Linked DNA regions of Homo sapiens: region 1 is linked to region 2. Evidence: chromatin loops called from intact Hi-C (ENCODE). Cell type or tissue: psoas muscle. All regions are shown on one strand. Links, peaks and the distances in the headings refer to the core of each region. The heading gives the core; the rest is flanking DNA. Region 1 overlaps KTN1 (kinectin 1). Region 2 overlaps KTN1 (kinectin 1).

The links. Hi-C counts contacts between places; a loop is a spot of excess contacts. Peaks named below come from ENCODE experiments on the same cell type or tissue, not always from the same donor. Only the 100,000 strongest peaks of a DNase experiment are listed, where the experiment ranks them.
Region 1: it touches region 2 in a loop (2.5-fold over the local background); 10 of 110 quality-filtered maps call a loop at or near these places.

What each region holds. Positions count from the first base shown.
Region 1 is chr14:55,662,945-55,670,944 of GRCh38, reverse strand. KTN1 (kinectin 1) reads right to left here. Exons shown (of 44, transcript NM_001079521.2): 33 at 6,904-6,990; 34 at 3,615-3,704; 35 at 136-216. Among named protein-coding and RNA genes, the nearest start is that of KTN1, 87 kb to the right of the region's middle. In psoas muscle, for the core only: no CTCF peak of the experiment used is centred there; no DNase peak of the experiment used is centred there; H3K4me3 peaks cover 364 bases; H3K27ac peaks cover 3,627 bases.
Region 2 is chr14:55,586,299-55,599,002 of GRCh38, reverse strand. All of the region lies in intron 1 of KTN1 (kinectin 1), which reads right to left. Among named protein-coding and RNA genes, the nearest start is that of KTN1, 12 kb to the right of the region's middle. In psoas muscle, for the core only: no CTCF peak of the experiment used is centred there; no DNase peak of the experiment used is centred there; H3K4me3 peaks cover 1,626 bases; H3K27ac peaks cover 3,992 bases.

The DNA.
Region 1 (8,000 bases), core at 1-8,000, 75 kb before region 2:
GAAATCACCTTCTTACACTTTCTCAAAAGAGCCTTATTCGATTATCTTTTATCTTTTCCAAGCTTATGAAGACAAAATCTTATTTGCTTCTTTTTTCTATGTTTAAATTACAAACAGTTCATTTGCTGAACTAACCTTAACCTCCTCTGACCCTGAAGTTCCAGCCATACATTCTTTTGCCTTTTTTTCAAATCCATGCAACCATTCACCATAACTCTGTGGACGAGAAAAGTTAAAATCATTAATTTCCAAAGAAAAAAAAAATCCAAATAAAACAGGTGAAACATTTAAAATAACCAAATTAGATAATTATAAAAGAAACCTACACAGACAAACAGGACATTGCTACAAATTTCAAAGAGGAATGTAACTACTGCATAAGTTGGACATAACCCACTTTGAAAAACAAGCACTAAAAACAGACCTATGTACCTACCATCAAAATAAAATATTATATACCTAACCAAGAGTATTTTCAACTGAATTCTGCAGTTGCATGTAGAAAAACCTGGGTTCAAATCTGGCCTCTACCACTTACTAGCACCAGGACAAATAATCTTTAAAACACAAAAAACCCAGACTAATTTTTCAAAACTGTTTCCAGGTAAATCAGTTCTCAAAAATGAAGTATTTTGAGTTCATAAAGTGAAAGTGAAGTATTTTGAGTTCATAAAGATGTTCCATTTGGAGGATTTCAAATTCTGTGAAAATGCTCCAAGGACTCTAAAATTATTTCATTCAAATTAGGAAATATTATTCAGTATTTTAAAAATCCTAATGAGAAGTGATATGCATACACATTCACTTGTTTAAATCCAACAAAAACTCAATTTGTGCTGACAGGTTAGCTGATGTAAATATGCATGTATTACAGTTTTGGCATTTATTCTAAATTTTAGAATAAATTACTCTAAATTATTGATGCTTATCTGAATTTTACACTTTGATAAAGTGTATCTGTGTGTTACATACTTTAAATCAAATTTCCTCTTATTCCTTCTTTTAAGTCTTTGGATTAAATTTAAGAAAAAAACTCATGAAATTTTTATTAACTGCTATAATATAAACTGTTACATATGCAGCAGAATCAGGATTCTCTGGAAACTATCAAATAACAAAAAACAAAAGTAGATGCTGAGTCACTCCATAGTACAATACCTTTAATATCAAATTAGTTTTAAAACACTATTTAACATTCTCACATTATAAATCTGAACCAAGACTAAATGTACACTATCAGAATCCTACTTAACAGTTTCAACTATTGGTACCCAACATAAATTAAAATAAGATAAAAAACTAGTTTTGTTGCTTAAAGTTTGTAAATTTCCTTCTAGGTCATATAATTTAGATCTCTCCTATGTTGACTGCTCAGCAAAACAGCAAGAGGAAACAGTAAAAAAATTTATATATTTTTATATCTACTAATTATCTTGACTTATCTTAATATTAATGAAGCTTATTGCTTTATTATTTTATAACATAAATAGTTTATTGTCCTTCAAATCTTTACAAACCTAAAATGCCAGACTCTAATGTTAGCACATAGAAAGTTTAGTACATTTCTTGTAGACTATATGCAGAAATATTCAACTTTTGACAAGTATATGAACAAAAGCCAAACAGTATCATCCATTTATTATGATGACTTATAAATATTTCTAGTGTCAAAAAGATCTGGTTACTGAGAGTGGGTAGTATTGCTGTTAGAAAAGAAAATTTTTACTGCTGGTGATCTTATACAATCTTTGAAGAACAGAAATTATCAATCATTAATTCTCTTGGCTCATAAAGTACTGCCAAAAAATACATCCCCCAGTATTATTTCCATAAATATAAAGTAGAAACAAAAACAGGTTATGCCACAAAGAAAAAAAAATTGAATATATTAATAGCAACCCTTTCTCTTAGGTTCAATTTAACAACAGCACTAGAACTGATAGTGTATCTATACGTTTACTCAGTGCTAGGTATTTCATCAGTTCAACTCAAAAGTGGTAGAGATCTCCTAAACTGATCAGATCGGAACATATCCTCGATAGTTACAATGGAAACAAAGGAGTTTTCTCTCCTTACTTGAAATAAATGTAGGCTATACTTAACTCAGACTACAAATAGAACAAGCCATTAAGTTTACTTACCCCACCCCTAGCACCCACAGAGCTCCTTGGAGAAATAGTTGATTCTATGTTTGGGGCAGGAAATGTATATGATAAATCAGGAGCACCTTATCATACCACAAAGCATAGAAGCTATCAAAGTTTAGCAGCATTGTGTCAAAACGACTTGGTAACAAACCTAAATAAGTTCCAATGGGCCAAAGGAAGACAAGCAGACATTACGAATCTCCTCATGAAAGTGCACACCACCGCCCATGAAGTGGTCTTGCCCCTACTCTACCCTACCCCCAAAATACTGAGCCTTAATCTGACCAGGAATCAGATTCCTGATTACAGATTTGATACATAAAAGATACATAAAGAAAAGAGGAACATGCTAACACCACAGGGATGCAGTCAACTAAATCCAAACTGTGGGAAACTTCATAGGAAACCACTAAGTTTTGTTTTTGTTTTTTTTTTAAAGGAGGTGGGGTGTTGCTGAGAAAGAGTCGGGGAACCCGAGGATTAAAAAATATCTAAGAGATGTCTCAAACCAGTTACATACTGACCTTATTCGGATCCTGATTAAAACAAACTACAGTAAGTTATTATTTAATAAAACAGACAATTTATGACAACTGGAGAAATGCATACTATACAAAATTAAGAATGTATTTTTAAGTGTAATATCACACTTTTTAAAAAGAAATGCTTATGTTTTAGAAATGTGTACTGAAATATTTACAGAAGAAATGCTCTGATGTTTGAGTTCCTTCAAAATAATCTAGGGAATGCAAGGTGGGAGGTAAAAGAAGATTGCTTATATGCGTGCCATGTACTGATAAGTGCTATGGAGAGATGTTGGGTACATCAGGCCTCATTATGCTCGTCTCTCTACTGTTGAACAGTTTTCCATTAAATAAGAAAAAAAAAAAAAGACCCTACACTCTATTTTAGGAAACTCACATGCACATTCACTGACTTTCTCTGCCCTCAAATAATTATTAATTCTCTGAACAAAGGAGAACATGTACTACCTCAAGTAAACCAAGTTGTTCTATATTATCTGTAAGATTTCTGCTTGAAGAAGGTAATAGATGACCAAAAATCTTGAGTTTTAAAATGTAAAGAGCCTAGTTCATAGTATCAAGTACATTAAGGAAGTGTTGCTAAAACTAAGAAGCAATCACTTAAAATTAAGTTTTAAATAAAGCCATTAAGAATGTTACCATATTGGTTTTATTAGCATTAAAAAACATTTCTTTCCCAAATATGATGTTTTTAATCCTCTAATGTCTCATATATAAAATTTTATAGAAACAATAGTATCAGGTAAATAGAAATGAGTTTTGAACCAAGTTATTAATCTTTACTGAAAAGCACCAGCTTAACAATAGGAAAGATCAAGAAATCAGCACTCTACTGAAACCAAGTGGAGTGCAAATGATGTTGCTTATTCACACCTTTCTTGAATAATGTCATCATGTTAAAAAAATAATAAATTAGTCTTACCAAATTAGAAGGGACAGACACCTTTGGAAATAATTTTTTGAGAACTTCTTTAGCCTCCAACTCAACAGCTTCCACCTGTTGCTGCCTTTCCTAAAGCAGAAGATGAGCCAAATCAAACTTACAAGATCACAGAATGTTTTTAAAAAAAGAAAAGAAAAAAACTATAGTGTTTTATAATTCTACGGGAAGAAAAAGTTTAAAAAAAATTTTTAATACTAACAAATATTAAAATTTCCCACTTTAAGATATTAAAATGCTCCCATAAGAAAAAATCTGCAAAATCTCTAAAGCATCCTAAATATCAAATAATGCCTTAGCAATATCTGACAATATGGACATTTTCCCTGGCATTTAGAAATCAAGTGATTTGCCTGTCCAGGAACAATTCAAAATCAGACACACAAAAAGCATTTCTTATAGCTAAAACTTTATAAACTACCTATAGTAGAAAATACACATTGGAGGAACACAACTGAGCTTTATTGGCTGGTATATCTCTATTAAAAAATGCATCACTGATGGACTATATAACATCATGGCATTAAAATGGTAACTCTCTTATTTCCAACTTCAAGGTCATGTGAAGTATTTATGCTAAACAAGGAGGACCATCAAAATCTGATGGATGACATAAATGGGAAAAAGAAAGAACAAGGAGCAACTGATGGCATATTACTTCACTAATGCCACACATCATAAAAACTAGTTCTGACACTTGTATATGGACTCTGCTATAAATTTACAAATATTACAAATGTCTAAGTCTAAATGTGCTGATATTAAATCCAAGTCTAATGGATATCAATTATAAACTCAAAACCATGGTTTGTCAAAATTAGGGTAATGACTTATCACGCACCAAAAACAAAAATGTAACATTTCAACTACCTCCACAAGACTTGAAAAAAAAGACCCCTATAAAAATGCACATCTAAACCAAGCCAAGAAAATCATCTAAAAACAACAGTCACAAAGTTCAACAGGTGACAAGAAGGCAAGCAAGCTAGAAACATCTCAACCATATCTTTCCCCCAACATTTATATGTGAAATTTGAAATCTATCACTGATTCAAGGTCTACACACTTCAATTTTAGAAAATCTAATCACATGAAAATTTACACAACAGCTACAGATTTTGCCATTTTCCATACACACAAAAAGCTGTTAAAGATCAGCAGCAGTATTTTTACAATAGGTGTTTTAATAGGATATTTTCAATAATTCAATGAAGTCCACTAATTTTCAGGAATACACCTAACTGCATAAAATAAGGAAAATAATTAATGCTATTTCAAGGACATTAAGAGGTAATTCTTATCATTTGACCAAAGTACTAATCTTTAAAGAAAACCGGTTAGGAAAAGAGACACTGAGGAACAGCTTTTTGAAAACTTTCCAAGGAAAAAAAAAGACTAACTAAAAGAACAAAGTATCTAACATAACCAAGAGCCACAAACATGGGAAGTTACTTTTATTTGGTATTAACAATTTTAGCTAAGTAGTTTTCATCTGACACAGTAGTTTGGTTATAGACAGCAATTTCCATTCCACTTTAACATCTGGGAAAGATCTAATATTGAAAACTGAACTATAATTTGCATACCATCTTTAAGTGAAATGTATAAGAGTTTCTTTCAGTAGCTCCTCAAGAGTATTTAGCCTTTAAAAATAATCCTGTAAAGACAGCATATATCATCCTCTTTACATTTTAGGTAAGCTGACCGTAACTTATTTCTAGTTAAAATACTAAAAGTGTTTCACATAGTTCCTTTTCATCACAACATAATTTATGGCACTGGGTCAATCAACATCCCTTTACACGTATGCTATCTAAGGACTGTCTAAATTCCATTGAAATATAGAAGACTTTCAATTCTATTCTCTGTAGATCTTTAGCTATGCAAGAAGGCATTATGCACAAAAATTCTTTCTTTTAGAATCATAAAATGCAAAAATGCCTATGGCAAGTAGCATGTAACTTCTTGTAGGAATGGTGTGATTAGCACCCACATACCCAGTCCCACTAAAAAAATAAAACCAAAAAGGTGGCTCTTAACCATCAAAAACAAAGTAATATAAACAACCAGAAACCACACTAAAACCCTCATCGCTGACAGAAATGACTGTACAATTGCAACTACTCCCAGTGAAATAATAATGAAATGTCCTATCTGACCTAGATTTTCCTACTCTCTGGTCCCAATATACCTCTCAGCTATCTCGAATTTAACCTTTACTGAAAATTATGGCTAGATAAATAGGGATATAGTTAAATACAAATCCACTAAGCTACAGGAAATGTAACTACAAACGTATACTTGCTAAAAAAAAAAAAAATTTACAGAACTATTTTATGCTTAAACATTCCTTCAGGTGTCACTAAGACTTATATTAAAGATTCAATAGAGTACCATGGCACACAAAATATTTTCATAGTGCTAAAATTAATCATGTAGGTTCTTTCTTTTACCTGTCTGCAAAATTCAATACCCCTGTTTCACATTTACACTTGACAGGAATTTTCAAAATACTTAACTGGACTGGCAGATTCAATTTTCTCAATCTTTAAAAACAACTTCTCTATTACAATTCATTAGAAATCTTCACACCCAATGGTACAACTTGAGCTCAAGGAGAATGTCCTCCATTGTTCTGAAGACAGAGGGGGCTATATATTTCAGGAGTACTTTACATACTCTGGTCAAGAGAATTATCCCTTGATAGTAATATTTCATCTAAACATGCCATGTGTCATTGCTAGCCAGTAATACATGAAGTTTCAGTCCACCACCTCTAAGGAACCATTCCAAGCAACACACCCAAAGTTGATGCCTTTCCTGTATTTAAGACTTTGATCATTTCTCTACCTTATCTGAGACATCTTGGTGTGCCCTCCAAAACACGTAGTTTATGGCACATCCTACATATTCAAATGTGTTTGTTAATTCACCTAGATTTCTTTGGTTCAAAGTTTTCATGAAAGTTATCTTAACCAACCCAAAAGGCGCATATTGTCTGACAAGAGGTTAACATCGGTCTTCTGAGACTCTTCAGCTTAAAGTTGTGCTCAACAAAGCCCAAACAATCAGGTAATCACAACAAATCAGCATGCCCAAAATTAAAGCTTCAAGGAGTAGATGAAAAAAGCAGAGATGATAGAGATGATAAATATGGATAAGGAGATTTTATATTTAAATTGCAGTAAAAGTAAATGCTTTAGTCTGATTTTAAGACAAGCTGCAGATTTTCTCTGTTCAGTGGATTGTTTCTAGGAGTTAGCATTACAACCTTGGAAGTCTTGTTCACTTTGTCCTGCAGCATTTTTTCAGTTGATGCCAATGCTTCCATTGCTTCCCAGTTTTTCTCCCGAAGGTCCTAATCATTTTTAGAAAGAATGATTTCAGTTTATCCATTATTGAAAGATTTTTGCTTTTTTACTTCATCAGTATTTTGCACTGCATTTAAATGCTGGTTACTGCAAAATTATTTCAATGGGAAAATATGCATATTAGCAAAAAAATAAAAAGCAATGTTTAGAAGTTTGAATGAGAAAATAAAGACGCCCACTTTCCATGTTTTAGTATATATATCAAATAGGCCAGCTTTTAAAATAATTACTATGCACATGTGACAAAGAAGAAAGCATTCAAAAGTAAAGACACAAACCAAGAATACATACATGATTTCAGGTACATTGAACATTAGAAGATTAAAGACAGAGCAAATATAGAAGTATTATAAAAAGCTTTTCATGTGATGTTTAAACGAGGCCCAATAACACTCATAGGACTTTCCACTGCAGTGTAACGTTTTTTCTCTATGGTTTAATACAATTAACATGTTTCAAATCTACCTAGGAATCCCATAGTAACCCACTGTGTCCTATGTCTTTCTTGGCATGGCCAAACATTCATGCCACAAAACAACCTTACATGAATTGTATGAGCTAGTTGATCAAAGCAAAGGGGAAGGCTGGAAGGCTATAAAATAGATTCTCTTGGAGGCGAAAGAGGTTATTAAAAATTGAGAGATCTGGATTTTAACAGCATTTCATTCACAAATATAATCTGCTATATTTCAGTCTTTTTTTTCAGAATGAGAAATCTAAACAGATAAAAACCAACAACGAAAAATAAAAAGCCAATAATCACCATTTATTACTTAATATATGCCAACCACTGTACTTGGCAGTTCACAAATTCTCACCGTTACAACAACCCCATGAGGTATTTATTCCCATTCTATAGATAGGGAAACCACAGCTCAAGTAAGTTAGGAAACTGAGCCAAGTATACACAGAAAACGAAGTGGCAAAACTAGAAGGAAAGACTGACACTGCTATCTGCTGGCCTCCAGTGTCCTGGCTCTTTTCACACGGGTTCAAT
Region 2 (12,704 bases), core at 2,759-10,758:
AAATATGAAAGAAAAATTAACAGACATAAAGGATACATGAGAATGTCCAATAAATCCAATGGGAATTCAAGGAGAGGAAAGAACAAAGAAACACAGTGGCTGAGAATTTTCAAAAACTGTTGAAAGCTATGGATCTTCCAATTCAGGAAAGGCAACAAAATTTGAACAGAATAAAAGATATTTAAACATTTGTTGTAACGTTGTGTAACTCAAACAAGTCTTGAAACCAATACAGAAAAGAGTACCGAAAAATTTAGACTTACATAGTACTTAGCAATAGAAGCCAAAGAATAATGTAATAAAATCTCCATAGAAACAATGACCATTAATTGCCACAGAATTCTAGACCCTGCTGAACACTGGAATATTAGTTTTTAGAAGCAATAAGTCTGTCAGCTCTGCAACAAACAAAACTGATCAACATTAGTAAATAATTAGTAAAAATTAATTCAGACTTTATATGAAATTTACTAATCCAGAATGTAATTTTTTTTTTTAATGAACAGTACCTCTTTCCAACCAGAGTATGACTGATTGAGGAACCAATATTCTTTTTTTTTTTTTTTTTGAGATGGAGTCTCGCTCTGTCGCCGAGGCTGGAGTGCAGTGGCGGGTTCTCGGCTCACTGCAAGCTCCGCCTCCTGGGCTCCCGCCATTCTCCTGCCTCTGCCTCCAGAGTAGCTGGGACTACAGGCGCCCGCCAACACGCCCGGCTAATTTTTTGTATATTTAGTAGAGACGGGGTTTCACCATGTTAGCCAGGATGGTCTCAATCTCCTGACCTCGTGATCCGCCCGCTTCGGCCTCCCAAAGTGCTGGGATTACAGGCGTGAGCCACCGCGCCCTGCCGAGAAAGCAATATTCTTATTATTTCACTAGGGATTACAGCTGACCTTTGCTTTTCTCTAATAAACTTTTCAGGAATGCACAAAGAAGAGTGCTAGCAAAGAGTTTTCCCTCTCTGGCCCCTCAATTACTCCAAGCTTCCGTATACAAAGCCATATGAAATTAGGACAAATTTTCACAGATAGTTAAGTACACCAATTAAATGGTGAAAGCCTGAATTTTTTTTTCTAAACCTTACAATCTATTCTGTAGTCTACATTTTAATTTCTACATTCCTACAACCTACATTTCTACTTTTTTTTTTTGAGATAGGGTCTGACTGTCGCCTAGACTGGAATGCAGTGGCACGATCTCAGCTCACTGCATCCTCCCCCTCCCGGGCTCAAATGATTCTCTGGCCTCAGCCTCCCAAGTAGCTGAGATTACAGGTGCCCGCCACCATGCCTTGTTAATTTTTGTATTTTTAGTAGAGATGGGGTTTCACCATGTCGGCCAGGCTGTTCTCAAACTCCTGACCTCAAGTGATCTGCCCGCCTCGGCCTCCCAAAGTGCTGGGATTACAGGTATGAACCACCATGCCAGCCCTTCTACATTTCAATTTTAATGTTCATATTCCACAGGGAAATTCCTATCATTGCTATTTAAGAAACAGCAAAGAGATTCGACATCTACGCAAACAGCAAAATTGTGAATAAACAGCAAAATCTTACACACAATCTAAAAACAAGTACAAATGAAGAATCCGATAAACTTAAGAAATGTTCATTCTGATTCACTGAAATTAAGAGGCATTTGCTTTAATACATTCACAATCTTATGTGTTTATCATTCTCTGAAATTGTACCTTAAGAACTATGGCTTAAGAAAACATTCCCTGAAGACTTTTACTCACTTATTACACAAAGTTTAGCTTATACTACTCAAAAAGTGTAAGCCAAATGAGTAACTCCCCTTTTCAAATACATGTTCTCCCATCTATCTGGGAGCCCAACACAGAGTCCAACGCACAATGTTGTCAAATATTTACTTCTCTGAACATAAATAACTTTATATAGGTGGTCCTTGTGAGTTCTTCCCTTTGGATTTTTTTTTTCAAAATAATCCTTCATATATACAGTATATACTAATCCTATTTGTGTTCACTGGTACTCTGAAACACAAAATCAAGGATGTTTTATCATGATATGGACTTCACCATAACGTTCTATTCTTGAAGCTGCAAAAAGAGTCTATGACAGAAAAAACATCAAAAAGTACAGATATAATTACCTTGAATTGGAAATAAGTGTAGCTTTGATATATTAACAAAGTTTAAGTCTACAGTGGCAAAAAAAACTTTGTCAAAAAAAAAAAAAGGTTCTATTCTTTTGACATCACTCGCAATAATAGGAAACCTAAGCAAAAAATTAGTGAGAGACCCGATCTTACTAAGAACCTTAGGGAGCTAACGCCAAGAAAAAGTAGTCCTTGTGATTTCACCAACTGAAAGTTGGTTTAAGTATGTCAATTATGTAATTAACATAATTAAAACACAGCACACCATGAACCTTCAAAATTTGTGATTGCAAAGACTGCCTTCCAGACAACAGAAATATGAGGTAAGAGGATGAAAGATGATCAGTTATCAGAACCTAAAATATAGCCACAAGTAGAGGCTCCTATCCTATGGTCATCCTTAGAATCCATGTTTACAACACAATCACCTCAACAGCCATGCAAAGACAGATGTTGCCTTCAACAGACACAGCTGCCATGATCCTACATTTCAAGTTCCATGAAAGGCTTCTGCTTTCCTCACTATTAGAAAATGCCTAAGAGTTAGGGGGAAAAAAGTAAAAGCTATTAAATATCATGTACTAAAAATAGAAAGTAGTCAAATTAAAATTGATGAATTTATTTTAGGTAAATCCAGACAATGTTACTAAAAAATATAGGCACATCAAAAGCCATCCACTATAAACCATTTATTTATTTTATTTTTACTTTTTTTTTTTTTTTTTTTGCTATTGAGTCTTGCTCTGTCGCCCATGCTGGAGTGCAGTGGCACGATCTCAGCTCACTGTAAGCTCCGCCTCCCAGGTTCACACCATTCTCCTGCTTCAGCCTCCTGAGTAGCTGGGACTACAGGCGCCTGCCACCACACCCAGCTAATTTTTTTGTATTTTTGGTAGAGACGGGGTTTCACCATGTTAGCCAGGATGGTCTTGATCTCCTGACCTCATGATCCGCCCACCTCGGCCTCCCAAAGTATTGGGATTACAGGCGTGAGCCACCGCGCCCAGCCGCCAAACCAGTCACTATTAAAAAAAATCACTCCGATACCTTTTTAAATAAAAGGGTTACTAAATCAGGAAAACCCAATACACATTATGGAATGTCTGATTTTGTCAGAACAGTCAATAAAGTAAACAAGCTATCCTTGGAGACAAGATTGATAAATCCTGAACATGGCTGAATACTGGCATAAATTGAAGAATATTTAAAAGGTTAAACAATAATATCCCAAAGTTGACAATTAATGGTTTAGAAAGTATCTTAACAATGTACCAAAAAACTAAGCCTGACCTTACTAACATTTTAATCAATTAAAGATAATCTTGCCAGTTTACAAATGTGTTGAATATGAGGATGAGAACAAAGGGCAAACCAATTAAAGGTTTCAGAACGTAAGATTTGTATTATCCTGTGTTACTCTGAGTTACCTGGTTAGAATAGCAGAAATTCTGACAACTAGTTCAGATAAGCTGGAACACCACATTACTAAGTCTACTACAGACTTAACCACATAATGAGCTGTTCATTTAACTGGTTTTCATCAAAATGGCTCTTGAAAATTACCACTTTTCAAGCAATGACCTTTTTTGGTATTAGTGACTGTTTACCTAAGCACACACAAAATATTCTATAGAGTGAAATTTCAACATTTATGATTTCAGACTCAATGTTTTATTCAACGTAATTATTTCCCATCAGCGTAAATCATATGGAACAGATCTATACTGTACATACAGTACACTGGATGAACCTAGATATGCTTCGTGTACATATGCAGAGCAAGAAAGTCAATGAGCTTCCAGCTCCTACAACTCCGTCTTTTCTGCATGTGTTCTATTTCCCGTGTTGTGAACAACTTGTGTTTGTTATTGCCCTAGTGGTGCTTTTCTGTGCAGACAACTTAAGTGCAGACTGAATGCAAGGTAACTCTGAACTCCAGAAAGCTTGAATTGGTGAAAAAACACAGTACAGAAGAAACAGACTTCCCAAAAAGTGACACTCTACCAACTACACTACCATCCACTATCAAATCTTCTTTCTCCTTTGGCAAATACAATTAGCCTTCATTATACTACATTATATTTTATGTATAAAGTGTATTTACTTTCAACTTGTTTATACCTACACAAATTTGTCTTCATTGTTAGATTAATATTTACCTACGTGTGAAAACTGTTTGGGATGAAATACCGCATCATAATTCCCTACTAAAATTAATGGAAATAGGCTTTCATTTAATAGCTTTTAAATTAGCAGCAGGGTTTTCAAGAATGAATTCAAAACATTGGATATTTGATTTTCAAGTTGGAGACAACAAGCAAAAATATTTCACACAACAATGGATACCAGTCCAAACTCAAAAATGAAAAAAAAAAAAAAAAAACTCTACTCTGCTTGAGTGGGAACAGCAACTCCAAAACAGAACGAAGAAACACAGGATGAGTGAGATCAAGCAGCAAAAGCAAGAATCACATTTCAATGCTTAAAGAGTCTAACTAATTATTATATAATCATAAATTAGTGTGATGCTAATATCAGATGTGTTCTGTAGAGCTGAATAATATTCAACAAGATTAAAAGATTTGTGCAAAGGAAGGGAACAGATCACTGAACTAGAGCACTCAGGATACACTGTGAATACTACTCAGGATACATAAGCTGGGATTCAAAAAACAAGTAAGCCTAAGATAGGTAGAAATGAAGATAACGACTTCCAATAAGGATCCTCCTCCAAATACTTAGTAATAGTGTGAAATATTACTTTTGCACCAACCTTTTGCACGAATATAAAAGGAAATTTAAAAGATATGGCTAAACTCAAAACTAAGATAAACATCGTACTGGGTGAGAAATGCAATAAAAATTCAAAACAGTAACCCATATCTTAAGTGCAGTAGAGGGAAGAAGGAACCAGGAAGATGGCTGGATAGTTCAGTTCCTAAAGGTAACAGCAACAAAACAGAACAAGGTTCATCGCCTGACACCAAGGGGTCAAGATTTGCACAGCTTGTAAAAAGAGAGGTTTCAAAAAAATAAAAAGGTAAAAAAAGAGAGGGGAGGAGAGGGGAGAAAAACAATGACACTGCAAATCCAGAGCTATAACTTTACAGAAGCTCCAAGCCTGGAGAAAAAAAAAAGACAACAAAACATCCAATGTCATAGCAAATTAAAAATTAGTAATTCCTTAATGCAAAGCTAGTGTTCGTTCACGTTCCCCAAGTGCTTTGCAAGTATTTTGTTATTCCTTGACTGGTATATTTCTTGTCTCCTTTCACGTACTATACCTATCTCTTTATTTTTCAGTTTCTTACAATTCTTAGAACTTTTAGTTGGGAAGGGAAAAAAAACCAAGCAGCTAGTCCTAGCGCGTTTCCCAGTGTGAATTTTGTTGATAGTACCCTCACAGTGTTTAACAAGTTTTCTTTTTTTTTTTTTGGGGGGGGGGTGTCTATTTCTGATCAATTAGTAAATTCAAAAATAAGATTAAATTTCAGAGTTTTGATTTGAATGCAAGAGTTGTCAAAATAATGAGTCTGTCCAACATTAAAACCAGTTTTTTTAATCCAAAACATAGCAAGAAATTTAATGAGAAAAAACAATCATATAAAAACACGAATTCACACCAGATGTTTTATGAAATGGTCTGACAAAGATTTTTAAATTTGAACATGTTAAAGAAGGAGATAGAGGTTTTCTAAGTAGCAAAAGGGTTGCCAAACAAAGAGAATTGAAACAGGTGATTATGAAAAAGCAATTCCAAATTTAAAATATGAAAATTATAGATACTGGCATATAGACTCAACAGATACAATACACTCTAGACAAAATAGAAAAATAAAATGGTAAATTGCTAGACAGTAATGAATTCACCTAGTATGAAGCACAGAAAAGAGAAAAAAATGATAGAACAATTAAAAACACGGGATAAACTTAGCCTCCAAGACAGGTCTAGCAAAAGAGAAAAGTGAAAATAAAAGAAGCAATATTTAAAGAGGTGAGAATTTTTCAAAATTAAAGATTTGATTCCTCATACTGTAAGTATACTCTAAGTACAAGCTGTATACATAGAAGTTTGTCCATACATATTCAAAATACCAAGCACAAAGATCTACTTCACAATATATGTGCAAAACAATTTAAGAAAACCACATGCAAACACTGGCATCACTGTGAAATATTTACAAAACACTTAGGATGTCAAATAGGGACTGGAGGAGGGACTTCAAAGTTTATTGAATAACTATCCAAAGTTTCTTTTTCAAAACACTCCTACATACAGTCATCCCTCAGTATGCGCCAAAAATTGGTTTAAGGACACACACAGGTACACCAAAATCTCCCATAGTCAAGTCCCATAGCCCATCTACTCAGGTTTCACCATCCTGCTCCATGTATAAGTGGACCCGTGCAGTTCAAACCCATGTTGTTCAAGGGTCAACTGCAATTATTTTCTTATGACTCTAAAAGTAAGTTGTAGATGCAATCCTCGAAACAACTCCATACTGTCAAAGTATTATTTCAAAGCATCTATAAATAAACACATTTTAGCCCTTAAAAACTGAAATGGTAAGCAGTGGAAATCTTGGAAAAAAGAAAACAGCATAAAGGGGAAGAAACAAAAATCAATTCCAGGGAAAGAACTGTGAGACAACATAAAACTTTTTAAGACAACATGCAAGAACATCTTCATAACCGTGAGGTAGAGAAGAATTTCTTAAACTAGACACAAAGTACAAATTATAAAAGGAAAACACTGATAAATTCAACTACATTAAAATTTTTAACTTTTAATAGAGACACCATAAGAAAGTCAGAAGACAAGCCACAAAGTAGGAAGACATTTATAACACATAATTGGCAAATAATTAGTATTCAGAACATATGAAGAAATCTTGCCACCCAAAAAGATAAACCCAACAGAAAAATGAACAGTCATTTCAGAGAAAAGGAAACTAGTGCCCAGCAAACTCTGAAAATATGTTTTCTCTCATTAATCAGAAATGCAAGGCCAGGTGCAGTGGCTCACGCCTGTAATCACAGCATTTTGGGTGGCCGAGGCGGGCGGATCACCTGAGGTCGGGAGTCCGAGACCAGCCTGAGCAACATGGAGAAACCCTATCTCTACTAAAAATACAAAATTAGCCAGGTGTGGTGGTGCATGCCTGTAATCCCAGCTGAGGCAGGAGAATCGCTTGAACCTGGGAGGCAGAGGTTGCAGTGAGCAGAGATCGCATCATTGCACTCCAGCCTGGGCGACAAGAGCAAAATTCCGTCTCAAAAAAAAAAAAAAAAAAAAAAAAGAAAGAGAGAAAGAAAGAAATGCAAGACATACAATGTATCAATTCACACACAATAGGCTAACTGGTTTTTGCCATTATCATGTATAGGGAAGAATGTGGAGCCATCACACATATACACTGGTGACAGGAATAAACTGGCACATTTATATTGGAAAGAAAACAATTTACACTAACTAGTAAAGTTGAAAATGTCTTGTCTCCTACAATCCAGCAATTCTATTTCTAGCTAGTCATAAGCCCCAAAACTATCTACACTCTAGTCTCAACTCACTAGCGATTAGCATAAAACTTAGGTCTTGACTAGCGTTTTTAGTTTTAATGAAACAGAACAGCATGGAATAGTATACCTGATAATATACTGAGTCATAATTTAAAATGTGTTTCTTATTGTGAGTGGTAACAAAAAGTTTGAAAAAAAACACTATCCTAGAGACACAAGTGCAACAAATAGACCTATGCTATTCAAGGTGTTCATAGCAGCACTGTGTATACTAACAACAAAAATACCTAGAAACCCAATGTCCAACAGGAAACAGGTTGTAAAATATTCATACATGAAGTAGCCAAATGAGTTAGAGCTACATACAACATGGTGAAAGAATATCCTGGGCCGGGCATGGTGGCTCATGCCTGTAATCCCAGCACTTTGGGAGGCCAAGGCGGGTGGATCACAAGGTCAGGAGATCGAGACCAGCCTTGCCAACATGGTGAAACCCCGTCTCTACTAAAAATATAAAAATTAGCTGGACGTGGTGGTGCATGCCTGTAATCCCAGCTACTCAAGAGGCTGATGCAGGAAAATCGCTTGAACCTAGGAGGCAGCGGTTGCAGTCAGCCAAGATCGCGCCACTGCACTCCAGCCTGGGCAACAGAGCGAGACTCCATCTCAAAAAAAAAAAAAAGAATATCCTGATAACAAGGTTGAGGGGAAACAGGAAGTTACAAATAAACTCATACAGAAGGATTCCATTTAGAGTTCAAAAACCAACAAAACAACAAAATAGGGATACAACTAGATCTGGCAAAACTAAAAGAAAAGCAAAGGTAAGAAAGGTAGTGGTTAGAGTGTGGGAAGGGACATAAAGAAATAAAAAGGATTATGTTCTCAAACTGGGTATTAGATACAAGGCTGTTCATTATGTCTTTATATCTTACACGTACTCTTAAAATATTATCTCATACGTATTTTATTTTAAAAGAAAAAATTTAAAGCTGAGAGAAAGGTACACAGGTGTTCAGTACACAGATGTTCATTTTATATTTAATCTTTAAACTGTACATATACATTATACATTCTTATATGTCTGAATCATTTAATAGTGGTTTCAACTTTCAATAAAACAATAAAAAGACAAGTAGGAAGAGATAAATGTAAATCAAAACAAACAAGCAAACAGGCATAAGCTTCCCTGCTTCTTAACTTATACAATTACAATAAAAGCACTGAATAATTGTAGAAAGTTATTCCTACTTTGGAAGAAATTTTCCCCAAAAAGAAAAGTCCTTTAAAATAAGAAATCTATTAAAAATGTTTACAGAAAATATCTAGGTTTGTATGTGTGGTTTTTTTTGTTTTGTTTTGTTTTTACTTATTACAAAGCTACCTTAAGAAATCAGATAAATAAGGCTGGGTGCAGTGGCTCACACCTGTAATCCCAGCACTTTAGGAGGCTGAGGTGGGCAGATCACAAGGTCAAGAGATCGAGACCATCCTGGCCAACATGGTGAAACCCCGTTTCTACTAAAAATACAAAAATTAGCTGGGCGTGGTGATGCATGCCTGTAGTCCCAGCTACTCAAGAGGTTGAGGCAGGAGAATCACTTGAACCTGGGAGGCGGAGGTTGCAGTGAGCAGAGATCGTGCCACTGCACTCCAGCCTGGGCGACAGAGAGACACTCCATCTCAAAAAAAAAAAAAAAAAAAAGAAATCAGATGAATATAGTAACCAAGAATAATAATTAAAGAATCTCTGGCCCAGCATGGTGGCTCATGCCTGTAATCTCAGCACTTTGGGAGGCTAAGGCAGGTGGATCACTTGATTTCAGGAGTTCGAGACCAGCTTGGCCAACAAGATGAAACCCCATCTCTACTAAAAATACAAATATTAGCGAGATTTGGTGGCAGGTGCCTGTAATCCCAGCTACTCAGGAGGCAGTAGAATCGCTTGAGCCCAGGAGGCAGAGGTTGCAGTGAGTCAGAGGTTGCAGTGAGCCAAGATTGTACCACTGCACTCCAGCCTGGGTGACAGAGCGAGACGCCGTTTCAAAAAAAAGAATCTCTTTATACCAAAAGTAGTATGTTATTTTGAATGCTGCCAGGACTTTCTGCTTAAATGAAGGTTACATAACACTGAAAGGATATGAAATATAACTACCAATTTATGCCAGGTAATTAATCCTAAAAGAGCAGACAAAAATTCGGCTTTCATCACTTTACAACTAACTTATATTTATGAATTACTTCTTTTCTCCCCAAAACCTCAGACAAGGTAAATGCCTCGGCTGTATTTTATGTATAATTCCAAGGCTAATCTTGAATGTATAACTGACCTTTGAACACTATGGGTTTAAACTGTGTGGGTCCACTTCATGCAGATTTTTTTTTCGGTAACTATATTGGAAAATTTTTTGGAGACTGCAACAATATGAAAAAAACTCACAGGGAAACCACAGCCTAGAAATATTGAAAAAAATTAAGAAAAATGTCATGAATGCATAAAATATATGTAGATCCCAGTCTATTTCATAATTTACTACCATAAAATATACACAAATAATAAAGTTAAAATTTATCAAAACTTACACAAACCAGACCCTATATGGTTACTGTACATGGTGCCATTTGCAATAGATGGAAATGTAAACAAAGGTCAAGATACAGTACCAAATCACAACTGCATAAAATTAACTGCAGTACATACTGTACCACTGTAATAATTTTGTGGCCACCTCCTGTTGGTATTACTGTGAGCTCAAGTGTCTGAAGTATCCCTGACTCCTATCCATGACTCTAATTATCTCCACATGAGCATTCTGTCCTTCCAGTAACAGTATCACAGTAAAAAGTGATCATAGTTCTCGCATATTTTTCATCATTTTTAGCACAACACTGTAAACCCTGAATAACACCATGAGACCCATGCCAAGTGCCACTAGTAATGCTGGAAGTGCTCCCGAGAAGCAGAGAAAAGTCATGACAAGGAAAAGTTGAATTACTTGATATGTACTTAGACTGAGGTCTGCAGTTACAGTTGCTCACTGTTTCAGACAGATGATTCATCTTACAGATGATATAAACTTATGGTATCAATAAACAGTACAGTATTGTAAATACACAGTCTCTTATGATTTTCTTAGTAGCATTTTCTTTTCTTTAGCTTTATTATAAGAATACAGTATATAATACATATAACGTACAATATACATGTTAATTGACTATTTATGTAATTGGTAAGGTTTCCAGTCAAAAGTAGGGTACTAGTAGTTAAGTTTCTGGAGAGTCAAAAGTTATACAAACATTTCTGACTGTACAGGGTGCTAGTGCCCCTAATTCCCACATTGTCCAAAGGTCAGCTGTATTTTTTACTTGAAAAGTGCTCCAGAATTTTCAAGCTCAGAAATACTTCAAGTTAAAACTAAATCCAATTATTTAGACTAAAAGAAAAAAAAGAGTGAAAGAATTAAGCCACTTTTACAAAAGGATTCAATTTAAACTTAAAATTACAGCAAACATCTAGTCAAACTGGAAGCTATTTAAGAAATGATTCTCCAGCAATAGAGTACCAAGCACAAAGATTATCCAGCACAGCACCTGAAACTGTACCCAGAAATAAGAGCACTAAATACAAGCTTGAGGAATTCCCTTTACAGAAATCATGACATTCAGCCAACCTCAAGAGACCCAGATTATGAAAACTACGTAAAGTAATTACGGAAACATTTCAAATGAACATGACTTCCCAATAAAGTAGGCAAGTACAGGTTGGTGGCACGTAAGTGAATTCAACCTGTGTGGATATTACAGATTTAAGGCAACATCTTCAACGTTCTGCAACATAGCATTCAGAACACTAGGGAGTTTTCAGTGCACAGCTTAGCTTGTCCAAATTTATTTCAAAAGGTAATTAGATCTAAACACAAGCATTCACTAAATTATTTATGTACAGATTCCACTCAGAACACTTACATTACTGATGAACAAGATTAACTGGGACTAAGCACACCCATTTTGCTGAAATTCATGTTTCAAATTGTTTTCCATTCCACTCTCCCAAGAGTAAACCTAAAACCCTTATTCTTAGAGTTTCACTTTATATGGCATACCAAATACCACTCAGTTAGCCATGCTAATAAAGGATGGCAAGTAAAGCAAAAGACTCAATGAGTCCCAATCATTTTCAAGCATCAGACCATCCATTCATTCAAATTGAGCACTAGCTAGGTGTCAGACATATAGTTCACAGCGATGAACAAGACAGTCCCTGCCTCACATTATTTATATTCTTGTAGGTGAGGCAGATACCAAGAAAGAAATAAGCGTATTATAACATCAGGTTGTGACTGATAATGCAATGAATAAAAATAAGGCTGTGACAAAGAATAGGGAGGGTATGCATTTTTAGGTAGGGTCAGAGTTGGCGTTTTCGAGGTAACCATTAAGAAATGTCTATAAGATCACACAAGAGTAACTTATAATGAACATATGCAGGAAATGAAACAGAAAAGTTTCTTGGAAACAAAAGGACGACATTCTATCTACTGCTTTCCATATAACTAAAACATTTTATAGCATGTGGTTTAAGTAGCTTTTACTGTTTTCTCCACTTGAAAAACTTCAAGTCTTTAAATTTAAATCACTAGTTTTAAGAATTAATCTTCTAATTCCTATGGGGGGGAGGGGGATCCTTATAACCTTAATTTAGCTTTGTAATGCCTAACATTAGACAGCTGCACATGGACAGCGTTTTGTTTTCTTCAGAAAGCATTCTTATAAAACAGCTCAACGGGTAAGAATGGGCTCTAAGTCAGAATGCCTCAGTTAAAATTCAGGCTCCTCCTAAAGATATTTGTGTCTTTGAACAAATTATTTGTCTCCCTAGTTTTCACCAAATAGTACCTACCTCATAAGGTTGTTGAGAAGATTAAATATGATATGATATGATAATGCACCTAAAGCATTTAGAGTTTGACAGCAAATATGTACTCCAATGTTAGCTATCACTTATGAGGCAACTACTGAGGTAAGATAATTCCTTAATGAGCCTTAGGCAGGTTAATATAGGT